Regions from separate parts of the Mus musculus genome. Here all the other regions are linked to region 2. Evidence: chromatin loops called from intact Hi-C (ENCODE). Cell type or tissue: heart. All regions are shown on one strand. Region 1 holds the start of Eif2b2 (eukaryotic translation initiation factor 2B, subunit 2 beta). Region 2 overlaps Pgf (placental growth factor). Region 3 overlaps Nek9 (NIMA (never in mitosis gene a)-related expressed kinase 9). Region 4 holds the start of Zc2hc1c (zinc finger, C2HC-type containing 1C).

Region 1 (5,000 bases), 50 kb after region 2:
GTGGGAGCCGATGTGCTCATGTGCACGTGGGAGCCGATGTGCTCATGGGCACGGGGAAGCCGATATGCTCATGGGCACAGGGAAGCCGATGTGTTCATGGGCACGGGAAAGCTGATGTGTTCATGTGCACGTGGAAGCCGATGTGCTCATGGGCACGGGGAAGCCGATGTGTTCATGGGCACGGGAAAGCTGATGTGTTCAAGGGCACGGGGAAGCCGATGTGCTCATGGGCACGGGGAAGCCGATGTGTTCATGGGCACGGGAAAGCTGATGTGTTCAAGGGCACATGGAAGCCGATGTGCTCATGTGCACGGGAAAGCTGATGTGTTCAAGGGCACAGGGAAGGCGATGTGCTCATGGGCACGGGGAAGCCGATGTGTTCATGGGCACGGGAAAGCTGATGTGTTCACTTGCAAGTGGTAGCACGTGGAAGCCTCTGGGTGTCATCCTCCAGACGCTACACTCCTCCCAGGGCTCACCACTTCCCAATATTATCACACTAAAAGACCAAACCCTTAGCATTTGAACTTTTGAGGAACACACTTCAACCATATGCAAGCTATAATCATGAGTAAAATGAAGGTCGATAAATGTGGGAAAACACAAGCATCACTGGCAAGCAGGAAAATGCAAATTAAAACAATCCTGAAGGATCTTTTTATGCCTACTTTCTATAAAGATGTTTGGTGATACCATGTGTTGGTAAGCATGTACAACATTGATAGATGGCCCCACCACTCCTCTGCTGTGAGGTGATCTGGGCAGGGGGTAGATGGCCTTGCCCACTCACCCCTAGCCACCTGAGGCAGTCAGGAAAGCTGACCCTAGGGTCATCAGAGTGAGGGGAACTGGGTCTGCACCTCACCTGAACATTACAGTAGGGTTGGCCCTGGTTGAGGGGTTTTTGGGTCAGCCAGTCCCTAGGGTGAGAGCAAGAGAGAGCTGGCCCCTGCCAACCTCTGCCAGAGGTGGTGTGAGTGCCTGGGTGATGCCCCCCCCCCCAGGAAGTCTGGAGAACTGGCCTTGAGGTCATGAGAGTGGGTGAGCTAGCCCTGTCCCTTGTCCACTAGAGCACCTGGGCAGGTGGGCACTGTACTTCATCTGGGCAGCACAGCCCTGGTGGAGGGGACCCAGGTGAGCTGTCTTGAGAGGACAGAGTGTGGGAGAGCTGGCCTCTTTGACCTTTCTGGGGTGAGATGGTACAGGTACTGGTGTGATGCCCTCTCCCTTCTGCCTTGCCACCTGCAGTAGTCAGGAGAGCTGATCCTAGAGTCATGAGTTGGGGAGAGCTAGCCCTGCCCCACTGGCTGTAGCACTTGGGAGAGCTGGCCCTGCACGTTGCCTGGGCAACACAGTAGAGTCGGCCCTGAAAGCAAAGATACAGGTGAGCCAGACCCCAGCAAATTAAACAATATGCTATTTAGAGATTGCAAATATTTACTTTTTAATGTACTGCTGCATTCTATTTTTCTAGTAATTTATTAGGTTTTTCTTTTTGTTTTGCTAATGACAGGTACAGTTTTCCTGTACTATCTTTATATGATTTTGATACCGATCTAATCCCTCTGAAGACAATTTATCAGCTGTAAGGAAAGTCTTAAAAGTCTGGAAGATTCACTTTTGAGACATTTATCTTATATTTTTGGTTGTGAGCCTAGCCTTTAATGGCTGAGCCATCTCGCCAGCCCAAGACGTTTATCTTAAATAAATAAGAGATTCTAATTCCGTTTGGGTTCAGGGGACCCAGGATAAGCACAGCCTTTTTACCTCCCTAACTGCTTCAATACCGTGAATCTCTTTCTCAGTTTGTAAAGCCGGGGGAGGAGAACCTACCTCATGTAGCTGTATGACAGTAAGAACTTACAGCACTCAATACCTAGTAAGTGTCGGGTCAATGGAAGGACTTATTACATTGCATGTACTCGCCGGCCTCCAAATTGCAGGACAGCATTCTTGGTGTCCTATTAGCTTCTACTTTGTTTGTTTGTTATTTCGAGACAGGGTTTCTCTGAATAGCCCTGGCTGTCCTGGAACTAACTTCGTAGACCAGTCTGGCCTCAAACTTAGAAATCCACCTGCCTCTGCCTCCCAAGTGCTGGGATCAAAGGCGTGCGCCACCACAGCCCGGCTAGCTTCTACTTTGAATCTCTTTCATTAGTGACATTCCTTAGGGCTTTCGAGGCCGAGGATATAAAAAAGCAAACAACAACGTAAGAGCTAGGAATAGGAATGGTGGTACCACTTGCCTAGCACCTGTGAGATCCTACGTTCAATTCCTTGCACCGAGCGGGGAAAAGAAAGATAAAGTCGGTGGGGAATGGAACCCATTGGAAAAGGTGAACATGTTCAACCCGCGTTGCAGCAGCACTTTTCTGGGCGTCTCGAGCCCTGGACTCGCACTCATGGAGGCGTCTGCCAAGCATCAGGCAGCGATGGAGCCAGGAAGGAGGAAAGCCACTTCTGCTGGTCGCAGGGCGGGAGAGCCGCTCGCTGTTCCCATAGCAACCAGACTGGCCAGCGTCCTCCGGGCCTCCCGGCTCGGCGCGCAGACTCCCAAGGGGACCCTTCCAGCCGTCACTTCCCGGCGGTGCGCCCAGCTCCGCCCTAACACGTTTCTGATTGGCCTCAGCAGAGGGAGGGGCGGGCTTACAACTCCACGAACTCAATTATGTTTCACCGAGCGGAAGTTGACCTCTCTCGGCCCGGAAGTGAAACAGTGCTTTGGCAATTGAGGCTTCTGTAAGTGAGTCCCGGGACGGTGTTGGAAATGCCGGGTGCCGCGGCGAAGGGCTCGGAGTTGTCCGAGAGGATCGAAGGCTTCGTGGAGACTCTGAAGCGAGGTGGCGGGCAGCGCAGCTCGGAGGACATGGCTCGGGAGACCCTGGGGCTGCTGCGCCGGCTTATCACGGACCACCACTGGAACAACGCGGGTGCGGCAACTCATCCTCGTTCTTGTTCTATTCCTGAAGCTGATATTCACTTTCACCGCGCGCCTGCCCCGTTCACTCGGTCTCTCTTGGGTTTCAGGGGACCTTATGGATTTGATCCGCAGAGAGGGCAGGAGGATGACGGCTGCGCAGCCCTCCGAGACCACCGTGGGAAATATGGTGCGGAGAGTCCTCAAGATCATCCGGGAGGAGTATGGCAGGTCAAACTCACAGCTTGGGTGGGCTCCTGGTGGGACCAAGGGGTGCTGGCTTTTGGTTGTTAAACCGTGCCACCTATCAGCTTGAAGCCTCTGTTGTGGCTGAGCTGCTCCCGTTGCCCCAGTGATCACTCTTTGGGTCTTGTTGCCTCCATAGACTGCACGGGCGCAGTGACGAGAGCGATCAGCAGGAGTCCCTGCACAAACTCTTGACATCCGGAGGCCTGAGCGAGGATTTCAGCTTCCATTTTGCCCCACTTAAGGCCAACATCATTGAGGCGATTAATGAGCTGCTGGTGGAACTGGGTAAGAGATCTGATCACTAAGTGGACAAGTTAGGTCGCAGGCAAGTGAAACAGTCCCCTAGAAATTGTGCATTGACAGGGATAGGCGAGATCACCAGTCTTCTGGTTTGAACACCCATTTGGTAGGAGTGGATGGAAAACACCAAGCTTATAGTAACTGCATCTTTCAAGACAGACCTGCTCTTTAACAGTATATTAAGCGAGAGATTTCTTTTAGGGGAAGTTATTTTATTTTATTTTATTTTATAGCAAATGAACTTGCTGGGGATGTAGCTCAGTGGAAGAGTGCCTTACTTGAGGCTCTGGGTTTCATTCCCAGTGCTGCAAAAAACAGAAAACGAGTTCCCCAAAGCCGCATTTGGAAGTTTCTTTTTCACTAAACTTCATCTTGACTTCAAAAAATGTTTACTATTAGTGGTGTGTGTATGTGTGTGTGTGTGTGTGGGTCACAGGGCAACTTTGTAGAATTTGCGCATCCCCCTTTATGTGGGTTCCAGGGATGGAGGGCAGGTTTCCAGGTTTGCCCATCAAGCACATTTACCCACTAAGCCATCATGCCCACCCCTTTGAGGTATTTATATACATACCGCCTCCATCCTCACTTGCAGATTTTTGTTACAGTCTGTTCTTCAGAGATTTAACACTGGGTACTGGGGATGGAGAGATGGACGGCTCAGCGATTAAGCTGCTCTTGTAAAGTCCCCAGGTTTAGTTCCCAGCATCTACACTGTGGCTCATAGCCACCTGTAAGTCCTGTTCCAGAGGACCCGATGTCCTCCTCTTACCTCCACAGGGACCAGGCACACATGAGGCAAACAGATATACATGCAGGCAAGACATTCATGCACTGAAAATAAGTTAGACAATTTACAAACAAACTAGGTGCCACCTGTACTCCAGACAGCCACTCTCAAGCTGCTGTGGGGTTTCTGTATTTCTTTGGTATGCCCACTGCCCATGGAGGTGTTGTGGCCACCTTTTGGATGAATAGTTCTATCAGGGGAAGATCTGTTTTTGGTTAGCACTTCAGGATTTCCCAGATTGGCTGAGGAGTGCAGGCCCAGGACCCCAGAGTGATGCTTTTAAGAGCTTGGACTGTTGCACTCTGAGCCTGCTAAGCCTGTGATGCCAGGCTGGCAGTGTCTAAGGGCAGCTTCCCCTGTGAGCCTTTGCCCTGCCTGTCTGGGGTTAGCATGCCATTTTCACGTCCCCTTGCAAACCTGTTCTTGCAGAAGGCACAATGGAGAACATTGCCGCCCAGGCTCTGGAGCACATCCACTCCAACGAGGTGATCATGACCATTGGCTACTCTAGGACAGTTGAGGCCTTCCTTAAAGAGGCGGCCCGGAAGAGGAAGTTCCACGTTATTGTTGCAGAGTGCGCTCCTTTCTGCCAGGTAAGAGGGGCGCTTGGAGTTGCTGAGAAGGGGTGAAGGGGGAATAAAGGAGGGATGAGCCTGAGCCGACTGTGAATCAATTAGCTCAGCCTGGAGTCATTAAGAAAGTAAGTCCTACCGGATGTGGCAGCCCACACTTCTAATCACAGCCCTG
Region 2 (5,000 bases):
GGCAAGCTCTGCTCTCCAGAGCCGAATGTCCTGTCCCATCTCCAGGATACAGTAGACTGGGTCCCCTCTACATGCCTTCAATGCAGCCGGGGCCAGAGCTGCTCTCTGGGTGGAGCTGGGAATCAGGGCAGGTTCTAGGCCTCCTCTTCTCTTCTCCAGTTCCCTGGAGAGCCAGGGCCTCTGGGGTGCGGCTTGCCCCTTGTAAGGCCATGTCCATGTCTTGCTTCTTCCCAAGCCGAAGCTCCCACAGATCCGTGGCTGGCTTCTTTCTTTCTCTCTCGTTCTGTTTTAAGGCACTGAATTCCTGAGCGTCTTGTCCTTCCATGCCCCTTATCTTGGAGGGGGCACGTCATTCAGCAGGGACGAGTCGGCTAATAAATAGAGGGTAGGTACCAGCAGGGAGGGTTCTGAGAGGGTGACGGTAATAAATACGTGAGCTGGGTGTGGGGCTCTCCTCTGAGTGGCTGGTTACCTCCGGGAAATGACATCACCTGCCAGAAACCAAACACAGACAAGTCAGAGGACAGGATGCTGTGAGGATGGCGTCCCCTCCTAGAGAGAGGGTCAGACCCAGAGGGACAAGGAACAGCACCAAGAAACAGCACCTGGGCAAGCCTGCTCATACCCAGACCAGCAAGCAGGTGTCTCCCTTGCCAAGCACCAGCTCAGGTGCCCAGTTTTGTGCCAGGTCCTGTCTCATTCACCCTTCGCCACACACCACAGGAGTGTTAACCCTTTCACAGATGTGGAGCTCAGGCGGAGAGATCGCCATTCAGTGGCAGAGACATTTGAAGCCGTTCTGGCATCCCGTAACAGTGTCTCTGGTTAACCCATCCCAAGACAGCAGTCTTCGGATGGAACTGGTAGGAGTGGCTCTGTTGTTTGTACTTTTATACTAGGTGGTTTGTGGCACTGGGGTGGGGGGTTGAGCTTGGGTCTTACACATGGTAAGCAAGCTTGCTACCGCCGAGCTACATCTCCAGTCCAAAAAAAAAAAAAAAAAAGGTGTTTTTAAAGAAATCAGTCTCCAGCCTTCTTGGATATTCACTTAAACTTTGTGTGTGGAAGGCCTGGGGCCTGCTGTCCTTGCTAAGGTTGCACTTTCCCCTCAAAGGAGCATTAGGACCTCCAAACCCAACTGTTTGTGAATATGATTTTAAACCTTCAAAAAGAGCCTGGCAGTGGTAACACATGCCTTTCATCCAGCACTCAGGAGGCAGAGGCAGGTGAATCGCTGTGAGTACAGCCTGGTCTACAGAGTGAGATGCAGGACAGCCAGGACCACACAGAGTTAATTCTGTCTTGAAAAAAAAAACCAGAATAAATAAATAAAAATTTAAAAATTAATAAAAAAAGAAAGAAAGAAAGAGAGAGAGAAAGAAAGAGAGAGAGAGAGAGAGGGAGAGAGAGAGAGAGAAAGAAAGAAAGAAAGAAAGAAAGAAAGAAAGAAAGAAAGAAAGAAAGAAAGAGAAGTTCACAGTGAGCACATGAGGCAGGATTGCTGTGAGTTTAAAACCAGCTTGGACTACATAGCATCCTATGTAAAACAAAACAAAATAAAACAATCCTCCTCTAGGCATAGGTTCAAGGCCAACCTAAAATTAAGCGAGAGGCACATGAACTATTAAAATTCTTTGGGGCGATACCTGAACAAGACCCCTGAGAACCCATATCTGAGAGATGGCACAGTGGCACCTGATATCTGTGTGGTGTGTGCTGATCATTTAGCTCTGGCTAGCTTGGCTGCCAGGTGGGAGTGTCCCTTCCCCCACCCCTCTCTTCCAGCTACACTGTGACTCTGTAACCTGGGACTCCAGCCTGCTACCCCTAGGGTGAAGCAAGGATGGGCAAGGCAGGGAGAGGGGAGATGAAGGGAGGGATCCAAAGACAGAGAGACACACTGGCCTGGGAACCTGAGAGCGGCAGACGCACTGCACCTGCCCCAGAGATGCCCAGAAGTGGCCAACTATGTAGGAGAAGGCATGATCTGGAAGAACAGGGCATGTGGTTGTCACCTAGGTGCCTGGCACACAGCAGTGATCCCTGCACAGTAGCACATTGCTTGTTGTACTCCCAGGCCCATCATTTTACAAGGAAAGGGACTTGTTTAAGGCCACAAAGAGATAAGGGACAAGAATTAAAGTCCCTGGATGCGCCTTAGACCTTTTTTTAAAATTTATTTATTTATTTATTTTTCGAGACAGGGTTTCTCTGTATAGCACTGGCTGTCCTGGAACTCACTTTGTAGAGCTCGAACTCAGAAATCCGCCTGCCTCTGTCTCCTGAGTGCTGGGATTAAAGGCGTGCGCCACCATGCCCCGCACGCCTTAGACCTTAAAAGTGGATTCCCTGTTCTCATCGCAAGACCTCATCCCCAGTGCCCCACCCCCTCAGGCTCAGCCTTTGTGCCAGTCCTGGGCCCCAGCATACTCACGGGTGGGGTTCCTCAGTCTGTGAGTTTCTACTCCTCTTCCTCTTCCCCTTGGTTTTCCTCCTGCAATAAACCAAGCGTCAGTACAGAGGGTTCCTCGTGCTCGGACAGCGGCTGGCAGGTCCGACAACCTCCCCGCGCACTAAGTACACTTACCTTTCTGCCTTTGTCGTCTCCAGAATAGGTCTAGGGAAACGGAAAGATGCAGGGGAGACGAGTAAATGGATGTTTCCTGCTACCACCCACTTCCCACAGTCCCTAGGTCCTGGTGAGGCGGTTGCTCCAGCGCCGCTAGGGGGCAGCACCGAGCTGGTGAAGAAGCTGTGGCGGGGTGGGGGCCCCAGTGCTTGCGCTCCCAGCCCTACCCTAGGTCCTGGCAATCCCCAGGGAGGTCGATGTTCCCCTCTGGGGCTTTTCATCACATGTTTCTGCTCGTCCCAGCCTCTTGGCATCAAGAGCTGGGATCTTTTGATTCTGCTTTCTGCTTTTTAAACTTTTTCTCTGTTCACTTTCCCCGTTCCTTCTAGGGGTACACTCTGGGAGCCCCTCAAGAAAGTAAATGATGAACAAGATTGTGGTCAGGGCAATGGTGACTACCAGCTAAGACTGCCTGCCTGGGCTTAACCCAGCCCCACCGTGGCAACAGCAGGGAGCTTGCTTCGCAGTCTCCAGGCATGTCCCAGCTCTGCCTTCTGGGGCCATGGCTCTTGGCCCAGAAGTAAAAAGAAAGGTGTCCCTGTTGCCTGGCTTGCTGGAAAGAGATCTCTTCAGTAGTTCCCAAGAGCAGTGTTCCAGACAGGAGGGGCCGCATGGGCCCTGAGTGTATGCTGTCCTGAGCCAGCCCACTTTGCCCAGTCACACCTCTGCAGATGGGCAAGTCAGAAAAAAGATGATATAAAAGGTAAAGGTCACCATTCAGCCCCTGGGGGAGGAGGCAAGGAGGGACTCCTGACTGAGCTATTGGTGTCTGGCTGGAAGTGAACAGGTTGACTCAAGGCCTCTAATACTGGCAGAGTGGAGAGGGCCTGGAGCCAGGGCTCAGGTTCAAAGAGGGCAGCTAGAGTCCTAGGCAGAGCCGGGCAGTGTGGCTAACTGTGGCTATGAAGAACATGGTGACTGCCAAGAAAGGCAGCAGGCGTGAGACAGGCCAAGTCCAGATCTAGAGCCCCTTTCCACGCTGGCCAGTGGAGCAAATCACAGAACTGTAGTGTCTGGCTCGCCTCCTCTGTGCGATGCTGACAAGGTGGCCACAAGCGGCACAACCTTGCTATCCCGCTCACCACCATTTCCCAGGCACTTAGGCCAGTGTGTGGCATGCAGTGGGCACTGAAGAGACACACGTGGAAGGTGGTTGCTCTCCCCTTCTTCCAGCTCCAGACGAGGCTCCAAACCTCTAGTCAGGTGCCTTGTCTGTGACACAGAGACGCTCCAGACCTATCTCATGTCTCCGGGACCTAGATGGCATGCTAGGCTGCTGTTCCTAGCAGCAAGTGTGCCAAGAGCCTGGGGAACAGATAGCAAGGCTGAGGGTTGGCCAGAGCTCCCAGGGACAGTTAGCAGTGTGCAGCAACTCTAAAGACACCACTGTACCTGCTTTGCCTGTCTCTTTCCTTCTATGAGGTTTTCCTGCTGTCTTCTCAGTACAGTTTGCCCACCCTACTCCCCACAGGCAGGCAGCCTGGTCCTGAATCAAGCACAGGCTTGTGATACCTTCGTCTATAGACATTAGTTCCAAGGACCTGTGACAGTTGTGTGACAAGCGCCAGGGCTCTGGATGTCTAGGGGAGACTTCCTTTTCTACTGGGACATCTTGGCAGCTGTACTCCAGCTGCTGGGGCCAGCTCCTCAGAGTGACTTGGCTCATAGGGAATATTAAATGAAAAACATCTCCCCAGGACCACTTGCTTAGGGAAACAAACGCAGCCTGCTATAGGCTGGCAACCCCCTCTTCTGCCCCAGGGGCCCGGCAAGGATCTGCTAAGTGATCAGGGTTTGTCCCTGCTGCCCACCCAGGACCTACCTGCATTCACAGAGCACATCCTGAGAAAATGTCATCTCCACATAGAAATGTGGATCCCGATTGGGGGGAATCTTCAAGATCTGTGGGAAACAAAGTTCATACTCAGTAAGGAGTCCATGAGAAGCTCAAGGTTGGAATGGGGGCTCAAGGGACCCTGGCTTGGACCCACTGTAGGCCCCTGACCTGCCTCTGTCCCTATCTGGGTAATTTCTAGAGGTTCTGTGGGGATCTGAATACAGTGTGGGCTATGGGCAGGCGGTGACATGTGGGGGAGAGTTTCCCTACCTGCATAGTGATGTTGGCTGTCTTTATCGGCACACAGTGCAGACCTTCATCACCACAGCAGCCACTACAGCGACTCAGAAGGACACAGGACGGACTGAATATGTGAGACACCTCATCAGGGTATTCATCCAAGATGTACACCAGCTTCTCCATGGGCCGACAGTAGCTGCGACCCCACACTTCGTTGAAAGGCACCACTACGGGAAGACAGAAGGGCCAGGTCAGGTCAGAAGGGGTGTCTCAGACTTGGCTCTCGGGTTTAGT
Region 3 (5,000 bases), 140 kb after region 2:
TTGCACAAATATACAAATAAAATGGTTAGAATAAGAATGTACTCAGGTAGTAGTGGTGCACGCCTTTAATTCCAGCACTCAGGAGGCAGAGGCAGGAGGATCTCCCAAGTTCAAGCCCAGACTGGTCTACTCAGAGAGTTCCAGGAAGGCCAGAAACACAGAAAACCCTGTCTCAAAACAAAACAAAACAAACCATCCAACCAAAAAAAAAAAAAAAAAAAAAAAAAAGAATGTATACATACCTACCAAAAGAAGTAATTTGTTATTACTATTACTGAGCCTATATGGTAGGCATATGGGTGTTTGTTATAATGTTTAAACATTTTCACAATAAAAATAGAAAAGCCAAACAATTAGTAACAAAAAAAACCAATAGAAGTTAGGTGTTATAATAAGCTAGATAGGTCCAAGGGCTCCTGGAATCAAGTTCAAAGTCCCATCATTGAGAGACAGGGAGTCACAAAGAGCTAAGTCTACTTTTACTTTGCAGCTTGTTTCTGTGACCTTTCAAAGCAGATTTAGAATTCAATTACTCTTTTAATGGATGTTCTCACCTGCTGGCCTCCTTCCAATTTCTTGTTGAGCTTTTGTAGTTGGGTAAACATCTGGAGGTTTTCTTGCTGGAGCTTCTGCTGTTCTTCCAGACACTTTAACACCAGAGCCTGCAACCTGTCAACCTCCACCTGCAGAGCACTGCACGCACAAGCAGCAGAGGTCAGGGCTTTCCCAACACACGGCACTGCAGGATCCAGCCGAGGGGGCTAGGGACAAGGAGGAGATAATGCACAGGATCTGCCATGGCTCCCCAGTACAAACAGTTTCCGTTAACCAGCAAGATAATACAAAAATACGCAAAAACAGGTGCAAATGAAGGAAAAAAAAAAAAAGCCTGGATTCCAGTGGCACTTGGTACTAACAGGACAGTGTTTAGTGCTGCTGCAGAATCATCTATTTGGGAGGATTTTACAAAACTCTTACTTTCTTGGTTTTTGTTTTTGTTTTTTGAGACAGGGTTTCTCTGTATAGCCCTGGCTGTCCTGGAACTCACTCTGTAGACCAGGCTGGCCATGAACTCAGAAATCCACCTGCCTCTGCCTCCCGAGTGCTGGGATTAAAGGCATGTGCCACCATGCCCGGCAATTCTTACTTTAATATGTTCTACTTTAAAGTGCTGAAGTGCTGAAGTGAAGTTCTGATCAAGTGAGTGAGGTTCATAAAATGTAGTTGGTCACACTGTGTCAGAGATTCGAGAAGAGTTTGTGAAGAACACTGACAAGACAATTTAAGAAGGCCAACCCAGGAGGGGAAAGGTTTACTCTCAGGTTTTAAGGGCTTTGTTGCCACTCTCCTGGGAAGGCTTTCAGTTATTCTAGTTGGGATTTTTCTCCCATATACACTTTTAAAATTAGCAGGTCAGAGCCAGGTGTGGAATGCACACTTTCATCCCAGCACTTGGGAGGCAGAGGCCGACGAATCTCTGTGAGTCTGAGGCCAGCCTTGTGTACAGAGTGAGTTCCAGGGAAGCCAGAGTCACACAGAGAAACCCTGCCTCAAAAGCAAAATAATAATTAAATAAAAATGAGATGAATAGCAGGTTAGCAAATGCTAGCTGGGGACTCATCCATTCTGTATCACAGGCTGAACACCGCTAGCCTGAAAAGCCTACTTGCTCCTAAGTCCAACACTGTGTGAGCACTGACACGATACCATGAGGGAAATATCACACCTAAGCTCCTGAGATAGACGGCCTGCAGTCCAGAATAGGTATATTAAAATATGACACAAAATAACCTCCAACCACAAAATGGCCTTTAAGCTATGTTTACACAGCATTATGTATATACAGATATTCCAAAATACACCAAAATGTGAGATTGAAAGACTTCTGGGTCCCACTCATCTGGGCAAGAGACACTCAATCTGCATCTGTGACTGCTTTGTGCTATGACGTCAGAGCTGTAGCTGCAAAGGGTTAAACAGCCCACAAAGTCATGTGACGATGCCGTGGCTTCTCTAGATCTGTGGTGCCCTCTGGTTTAGAACTGATTTACAGTTTCACTTCTACCCAGGCTGGCTGTATGCTGTTCTTTCAGCAGACTCCAGGCATTGCTTCTTACATACAGCTCAGCTAACACTCATGGTGCCATTAAAACTGAGTTTGGAGCCTAGGAACGTGGCTATCTGTGAAGAGTTTGCTTAGCATGTAGAGAACCCTGGGCTGGACCCCACACTGCATAACTGGGTGTGTGGCACATGTCTATATCATCATCTGGGAGGGAGATAGAGGCAGGAGTAACAGAGGTTAAAGGTCATCCTCCATCCTTGGCTGGGCTACAGAACCTGCCCCATAAAGAAACAAACCGTCACAACAAAAAGACCATTTGGAAATTCATGGTTCAGCTTAGTACTCCTGAGGAAGAAAGGAAGAAATGACCCTCTTGTGCTGGAAGGCAGAGCGGCAACTGCCAGGACAGTGCAGCACTGGCCCCGAAAGTGAGAGGACATGATGAAGCCAGGAGAGCCCAGGCACAAACAGCCACTGTCAGTTACCCAGGCTCCTGCTGCACGCTGGGGCTCCGGAGGAACTTCAGATGCGACCTTGAGTCCCTGCAGCTCTTCATAGGGCAGCGTGTCCTTCTCAGACTGTGAAAACGCCGCACTTAAGGGAGCGGGGCTGTCAGGCATGGGAATGAACTCTGCGTTTTCCAGCTCCTAGGCAGACAAGAAAGAATCTCACCAGTTTGGCTGCAGCAAGTTCCTTTCTCCCACGGTCTTTGTAGCTTTCACTTTCACGCTGCTGTGACAGCAGCGCCCTCTAGTGGTACAGAATGGTGGCTGACCACATATATTGCCTAACCTGGAACCAAACTTCAGCGATGCTAGCTCAAGTTCAGCAAGTTGTATCTGGTTCATTTCCCAACACAATTCTACACACACTGTCTGCTGGTCAGGAAGCTTGACGGCAAGGCACTGAGGCCTCCTTCCAGGCTGCCTTTAGTCCCAGCACTTGGGAAACAGAGACAAGTGGAACTCTTTGAGTTCTAAGCCTGCCAGGACTACAAACTGAGACCCCGTTTTAAAACAAAACACAGATGTCTTCACGGGTGGGAAAGTGAAGCCTTGACTCCTGTCTCAATTAGTAGGGCACTAGAAACTGAGACCTTGGCAGCCCTCACTAGCTCCTGTCACAGGCTTATCTGAAGCATCTGTTCTGAGGGCATTACCTTCCGAAGCCAGCCAGGACAGGAGCTGCTAGCCCCACAGCTGTTTCCCACGGCCTCCGTGGGACTGATTAAGCCTTCCATCCCACGGTCTGCTTCCATTGTTCCTCGGAAGCCTCCGCTTGGATCTGGAGTTTCAGATTCCTGTTGACTGTCTTCCTCTTCACCCCCGCCGCCGCCGCCACCACCACCACCACCACCAATGCCACCTCCTGGGCTGGAGCTCTGAACCACTGGTAGATGTGTAGCATAGGAAAGAAAGAGCTTCGTTAGGCCACAGAGATTTAGCATCTGACACCTCATTCACCCCCACAGAAGGTCCTAGAATTGCACAAAGTGGAACGTTCAAACAAATATTTGAGACTAAATTGTTTTTACATAGATAGCATTTGAATTTGTAAAAATTATTCTAAAAAGATTTTTTAAAAAAAATTTTATGGGTATGGGTGGTTTCAGCTGCATGTATGTCTGGTACCATGCACATGCATTGCCCTTGGAGGCCAGAAGAAGGTGTCAGATCCTCTGCAACTGGAGTTACAGATGGTTGTCAGCAGTCATTTGAGTGCTAGGAACCAAACCCCAGTTCTCTGTAAAAGCAACAGGCACTCTTAACTGCTGGATTGTTTTTCCAGCTCCACAGTATTTTTAAGTTATCACATTGATTTATTATGTGTGTGGATGTGGGCATGTGTGTATACACTGTACTGTAAAGGTTAATTCTCTTTTTCTATCACGTGAGTCCCAGGACTGAACTCAAATTGTCATGATGGCAGTATAAGCCTTTCATCATGAGCCATCTTATGGGCCTACATTTTTTCTTCCTCTTCTCTCTCTCTTCTCTCTCTCTCTCTCTCTCTCTCTCTCTCTCTCTCTCTCTCTCTCTCTCTCTCCTTATTTTGGCTTTTTGAGACAAAGTTTCTTTGTGTAGCCCTAGCTGTACTGGGACTTGCTCTGAAGATCCGGCTGGCCTCTGGAACTCAGAAATCCGCCTGCCTCTGCCTTCCAAGTGCTGGGATCAAAGGTGTGCGCCACCAACACCCAGTTTACAAATTTTAATTCTTGAGACAGGAAGGATCCTCATGCCACCCAGGCTGGCCTTGAACCTCTGACCTTACTACTGCACTTATTTCTACTTCTTAGTGCTAGGATGATAAGCATGTGCCACCATGCCAGGCTTACATAAAGGTATGTGTTACAATCACCAGAATTCATGTCTATTTTCTAAATCTTAGTGCATCTCTGGCAGGTAAATACATTGAAGTGTCCTCCACTAGTATTTGTCTTATGTAAAAAGTTGTTCAGCATTGAGCCAAGCACCCCTTAAGTCTCCCCAAAATAAGAAGATGGATTCTGAAATAATGGCACATCCATGACTTCTCACAGGTGGAAAGCTACCAGAGGGTTTAGGCTGATTTTCCTAAGTTGAAAGCTAGTAACTGACTTTTCCTTCAGAGGGCCTATTTTGAAGGTAAATTTTGTTTGGTTTTTGAAGACAGGGTCTTACTATGCACCATCTGACCTCAAACTCACAGAAATCCACTTGCTTCTGCCTCCCAAGTGCTATAGAAAGACTAGACTGCCTGGAATACTATGGAAGTAAAGGCTCATGGGATGGTAAGGAATACAAATGTCCCATTACAATGTGGAACAAGTCTCTTAACTGTATCACAAGTATGTGATGCAGGCAAGAAGATGAAGTCACCCTGATAACAATGCCAAAACCTCAACACTCACCAAAATACAACCTTTCCTCTCAACCCAAAGACCAAGCTGGTCCCT
Region 4 (5,000 bases), 120 kb after region 2:
ACTTCACACTGACATATATATTCACACTTCATATGATATATACATACATATGCGTATGTGATTTTGTGTATCTTCTTGTTCACGTATGTATGTGGACACACATGGAGGCCAGAGGGCAACCTGGAGTGTCATTCTCCAGGTACAACCCATTTTTTCCTTCCTACAGGCTCACTCACTGTCCTGGAACTTGCTGAGTAGGCTAGGCCGACTGCCCAGGGAACCCAGGGAGTGAGTCACCCATCCTTCACTATCAGAAGTAGGATTAGAAATCTGTAAAAATCCCACCAAACTGGGCTTTTTTTTTGATACAGGGTTTCTCTGTATAGCCCTAGCTGTCCTGGAACTCACTTTGCAGACCAGGCTGGCCTTGAACTCAGAAATCCGCCTGCCTCTACCTCCCGAGTGCTGGGATTAAAGGCATGCGCCACCACGCCCAGCTTCAAATTGGGCTTTTTAAAATGTGGATTGTGATGACTGATTCAGGTCTTCATGTTTGCACAACATGAGCTAGTTCCGCAGCCCCAATATATACAAGTTTTAAAAGACACACTTTGAAAACTTGTGTTTTATTCTTGAACAGCAGCTATGCTGATCTCAGTATCAATTCTGTTCTAGTATATGTGTTGCCAAAGTACTATCTATACTTTTTTATTTGTGATCTCTCTCTCCCTCACCTGCTCCTCTCCCCCCCCCCCACCCTGTGTGTGGTGTGTGTGTGTGTGTGTGTGTGCGTGTGTGTGTGTGTGTGTATGTAGTGTGTGTGTGTTGTTGTTACTGCTTGGTAATGGAATCTAGACCCTTGTGCATTCTAAGTATACATCTTACCACTGATTTATTTTTTATGTATTTGAATACATTGTCACTGTCTTCAGACACACCAGAAGAGGGCATGGGATCCCATTACAGATGGTTGTGAGGCACCATGTGGTTGCTGGGAATTGAACTCAGAACTCCTGGAAGAGCAGTCAGTGCTCTTAACCACTGAGCCATCTCTCTAGACCCCCACTGTCGTTCTAACACTGATTGATAAGCCTCGGTCCTGCTAATCAACGAAGCTGAGAAAGAAGGTTTAGAATCAACATCTGAACAACAGCAAGAATTAGGGAGCAGATGCTGATGGTGAGGGGGGTAAAGCCACTCCAACGATTAACACAGGCAGAACAAGAGAGGATGCCACTTATTATGAGAAAACTGGCAGATGTAGACTCAATAGCATTTGTAGGTCGTTTGGAAGAGATGGCAAAGGAAGCAGCTTTGAGGGTGAGCGGGCATGAACCAGGAAAACAGCAGACAGAGAATGGGGAGATGATCAATGTCTATCACACTGAATCTAGGGCTCCTAAGGAACTGTCATGAGGAGGTGCCAGGCGGATAGTTGGAGAGACACTATTGCTAAGCAGGGCATATTTTAGACAAGAGTGAGCCCCCAAATTTCAGATCTAATAAAAATCATAAGGAAGAGATTACTTAGAACTGCAGAACTGCATATACATCAAAAATAGGAGCACTCAGGGGAATATCTAAACTTAGAAGGCCAGTAAGGGAGTTAAGTATATTCCAATATACTTATTGCATAAATGCCAGAAGATATAAATGCCAGAAACCTTAAATAGATGGAACAGGACTGAGAAAAAGAAACCAAGAGGACACAGGAGTAGTGAGAACTGAGTCTTGAGGGAGTGGATGATCAATATTGCTGAGTGAACAGGCTCCAGAAATAGAAGCTTGCCCGAGAAGGACTCTATTAGCTGCGTAGTGAGAGAGAGAGAGAGAGAGAGAGAGAGAGAGAGAGAGCCAGACCACAGGGGCCAGAACAAAGAGGAAAGATAAGGAAAAGCTGTGTAAGTGTGTAGAGTTTGCAATCAGCTGAGGTGTGTTGGACATGCTGCACATCTCTAACTCCAGCTCTTTGAAGGCAGAGGCAAGAGAATTTCTTTGAGTTCAAGGCTAGCCTGGAGTATGTAGAGAGCTCCAGACCAACCACAAAACAAACACAAACAAAGAAGCCAACCAAAGCAAAATAAAGGAGGGGGAGGGAGAGGGGGAGGAGGGAGAGGAGACGGAGAAGGAGAGAAAGAAAAAGAACTTGAGGTGTCCTGTTAGGTAGCTCTCAATTGTCATGACTTCAGGTCTAGGGGTTCCATTGCCATCTTCTGGCCTTCCCAGGCACTGCACACACAAGGCATATATTCACATAGACCTCGGAGTTTCTCTCTTCCTCTCTCTCTCTCTCTCTCTTCCTCTCTCTTTCTTGTGTGCGTGTGCGTGGGGGCGGGGGGGGGGGGGAGGGAGGAAAGGCCTATATGCCTATACCCAGCCTGGGAGAATCTGAGACAAGAGGATTAAGTAGGCAGGAGGACTAACTAGTGCTAACCATAGACTAAATAGGGAGCCTGTCTCAAAACAAACAGCAAACAAAACAAAACAGAAGAGACTCCAGTGGGATCCTAACACAGAGAGAGACAGACCCAGGGATGGGAAGGGGAACTTTTCTTGCACAAGGAAGTTATGTATACTTGAACACTAGAGATTCAGGGGGAGAGTATGGAAACGAGTTAGAAAAGATGTATGGGAAAACCCATAGAAGCTGACTGAGGCAGGGTCCTAGTCCGTGGGAAACCTCTGCAATGTGGAGAAGGCCGAAGAGCCAACTGGGAATGAAAAGAATGACTGACAATCTGCCCTAGAGAGTCCACCAAGGAATTTTTTTTTGTAGCGCATAAAAGCTGACATCTGATCTGTTGTATTAACGAGACTGCTGTCTACTTTATTTCCCACGTGCTCGAATCTTCTGTGTAGTTACAAGAAAAACGGAGCTATCTGTTCCAAAACAGCTTATCCAAATGAACTGAAGCACGAAGAAGACAAATAAACTCTCTTCTGTTGTCAAAAAGTTACAGAGGACCATTTAATGTTGAAATCAAGTTATGTTCATTACTGTTGATCTGGTTGTTAACTTTATTATTGTTACTTTTGGCTGAGTCATTCCTGGGCCCTAAGTAGTAACGGTCACGTGAGAGTGAAACGTTATAATAGCAAAATGATTAGATTGGCCATAGAAACTACCCTGGGACTATAACACGTAGTGAAATAATAGTAAAGCTAATATAATAGCAAGCGCCAAAGCATTGCGAGGGAAGACAGCCCGGAGCATGTAGCCTGGAGCTCTTACATAGCCCTACCTGGGGCCTGAGCGCAGTAGCCGAGCGCACTCAGAAGGGTGATCAGCAGTCCCACTCCCGCTAGCTGGACAGACTCCCGAATCCTGGGGCGGGATGATTCCGCAGCCCATCTAGGGGCTCCACCCTTCTCCAGACAAGGGCACACCCTAAGGTCTGGGAGCTTCATTCTCGGAGAAATCCAAGTTCTTCTTTGATGTAGCCCCAGAAAAACCTCTCCAACCCCTCCCCAAGGGAAACGCTGATCTGAGCTGCGGAGTTGGCTGCACCTCGACAAGTGACCCGACTGCACCCGTACTCCACCTCCCTTCCCTCCTCCCCTCCCCACCTCCCTCCCCACCTCCCTCCCCACCTCCCCGCACTCCCTCCACCACCTCCCTCCGTCCCTCCAACCCAATCTGCCCCGGCGGCTTTCGGATTGCTTGTGGACTGCGCCTGCGCACATCTGGAGCTAAAAGTTCTCAACCAGAGGCGGTGCTCTGGTCTCCAGGCAACGGGATAACAGAGGTGGACAGAGAGCGCCTGCGTGGACGGCGGTTGGGTTTAGTCAGGTGTGGAAAACTAGGTCTTGGGGATTTTCCCTGAGCTGGAGCGGCCCCCGAGCGCCTCAGGTACGCCGAAAGGGGAGATACTGAGACCTCCCGAGGGGTTGGAGAGTGAGAGTTTATCCCTAGAGGCCGGGTCCCAGTAAGGACTCCCGTTTGACCCTCTGGGACAGAACATGACTCTGGAGTTCCGGATCCAAAGCGGGCTGGGGCGCTCAGGTGTCTGTCACCCCCTCTCCCAACACACTCTCTTTACAAGCCTGGTGCGGTTTGAGCCATAGAGCATCTTTGCATGAGGGCTTGACAGCCGGGCACCTGCTTCAGGCCCGGGTGGCTCGTGCTCTTTGTAGTTTGTAGCAAGGGGAAAGTCCAGGGAGTGCTTTGGGCCAGGCCCTGTCGCCAGGCCACTGTTCTCACCCCGTAAAACCGTGGGACTGGACTCAGAGCGGCCTCTGCAATTTACAAGAACCCGGGGCTGGTAAGAGCAGGTTGCCTGTTTTGTGTCACGGACGACCTTCTATCTAAAGCTTTTCCCACCCATTCCATAAATGGTGTAGAGCAGGTCATCTACAGGCCTGGAGGAAAGTCAGTGGCAGAACACCTGTGTCACGTCCATTCTTTGGTCCTCGGGGCTTAGCAATGTCTGGCCTGGCACATAACCATCACTCCCTAAATGCTTATTGAAAGAATGTCCTGGCAGAGCCAACACCACAGTCCCGAGAAACGTTTAAAGGGAATGTGGGTAGGGCAAATGGACAAACAGTTTACTCTAGCAGCCGGGAGTGAACCTCAGACAAATTCTTCACATGTATCTGCTTTAAATCTCCCCTAGGCTTCGGTCCAGGCACTGAATGGCTGGTCTCCAGTTGGCTCCACATCTGCCTGTGGGCGTTATGTTCCCACATAATAAAACAGAAGCTCCTGGACTCCACTCAGCTAAGCACGACCCTTACGAACAAAGTGACTCTTCCCAGCGGCCCTCGATGGGACATTTGAGGAATAGTTTCCAGTCGAAGCTTTGGAGCAACACAGAAATGGAGCAGGAGGACGAGGTCTCCACCCGCCCCAAAAGGAACGTCTGCACAAAAGCCCGGAGGCACTCCTGTCCCCACAGTGCAGGAATCAGGCAGCAAGGCTCAGGGAACAATGCCCAGGGCCAAGGAAAGGGTCTGTTTTACTTGTCTAGTCCGACACCCCGGTATCCCAAAGCAAATGACCAGGACTTCATTCCCTTTAGGAGGAAACGAGTGGGAGTGGATCGGGCTTACCCACTGAA

Evidence for each region. Hi-C counts contacts between places; a loop is a spot of excess contacts. Peaks named below come from ENCODE experiments on the same cell type or tissue, not always from the same donor. Only the 100,000 strongest peaks of a DNase experiment are listed, where the experiment ranks them.
Region 1: it touches region 2 in a loop (4-fold over the local background); 16 of 42 quality-filtered maps call a loop at or near these places.
Region 3: it touches region 2 in a loop (6-fold over the local background); 19 of 42 quality-filtered maps call a loop at or near these places.
Region 4: it touches region 2 in a loop (2.5-fold over the local background); 25 of 42 quality-filtered maps call a loop at or near these places.

The regions. Positions count from the first base shown.
Region 1 is chr12:85,216,795-85,221,794 of GRCm38, forward strand. It overlaps Eif2b2 (eukaryotic translation initiation factor 2B, subunit 2 beta), which reads left to right and starts at 2,687. Exons shown (of 8, transcript NM_145445.4): 1 at 2,687-2,930; 2 at 3,028-3,148; 3 at 3,303-3,451; 4 at 4,683-4,846. The coding sequence starts at 2,768. In heart, no CTCF peak of the experiment used is centred here; DNase peaks (open chromatin) are centred at 1,062, 2,587 and 3,267; H3K4me3 peaks cover 2,306 bases; H3K27ac peaks cover 2,054 bases.
Region 2 is chr12:85,166,924-85,171,923 of GRCm38, forward strand. It overlaps Pgf (placental growth factor), which reads right to left. Exons shown (of 7, transcript NM_008827.3): 3 at 4,737-4,933; 4 at 4,452-4,531; 5 at 2,588-2,617; 6 at 2,435-2,494; 7 at 1-491. The coding sequence ends at 488. Among named protein-coding and RNA genes, the nearest start is that of Pgf, 7.9 kb to the right of the region's middle. In heart, a CTCF peak has its summit at 2,725 (motif pointing right); DNase peaks (open chromatin) are centred at 2,738, 3,068, 3,478 and 4,138; H3K4me3 peaks cover 542 bases; H3K27ac peaks cover 937 bases; H3K27me3 peaks cover 255 bases.
Region 3 is chr12:85,302,913-85,307,912 of GRCm38, forward strand. It overlaps Nek9 (NIMA (never in mitosis gene a)-related expressed kinase 9), which reads right to left. Exons shown (of 22, transcript NM_145138.2): 19 at 3,225-3,454; 20 at 2,551-2,712; 21 at 555-761. Among named protein-coding and RNA genes, the nearest start is that of Zc2hc1c, 17 kb to the left of the region's middle. In heart, a CTCF peak has its summit at 2,818 (motif pointing left); DNase peaks (open chromatin) are centred at 2,032 and 2,799; H3K4me3 peaks cover 249 bases; H3K27ac peaks cover 293 bases.
Region 4 is chr12:85,284,996-85,289,995 of GRCm38, forward strand. Zc2hc1c (zinc finger, C2HC-type containing 1C) reads left to right here and starts at 3,596. Exons shown (of 3, transcript NM_172414.4): 1 at 3,596-3,790; 2 at 4,557-5,000. The coding sequence starts at 4,576. It also overlaps a transcript of Acyp1 not described here. In heart, a CTCF peak has its summit at 2,143 (motif pointing left); DNase peaks (open chromatin) are centred at 3,286, 3,636 and 4,776; H3K4me3 peaks cover 2,076 bases; H3K27ac peaks cover 1,152 bases; H3K27me3 peaks cover 214 bases.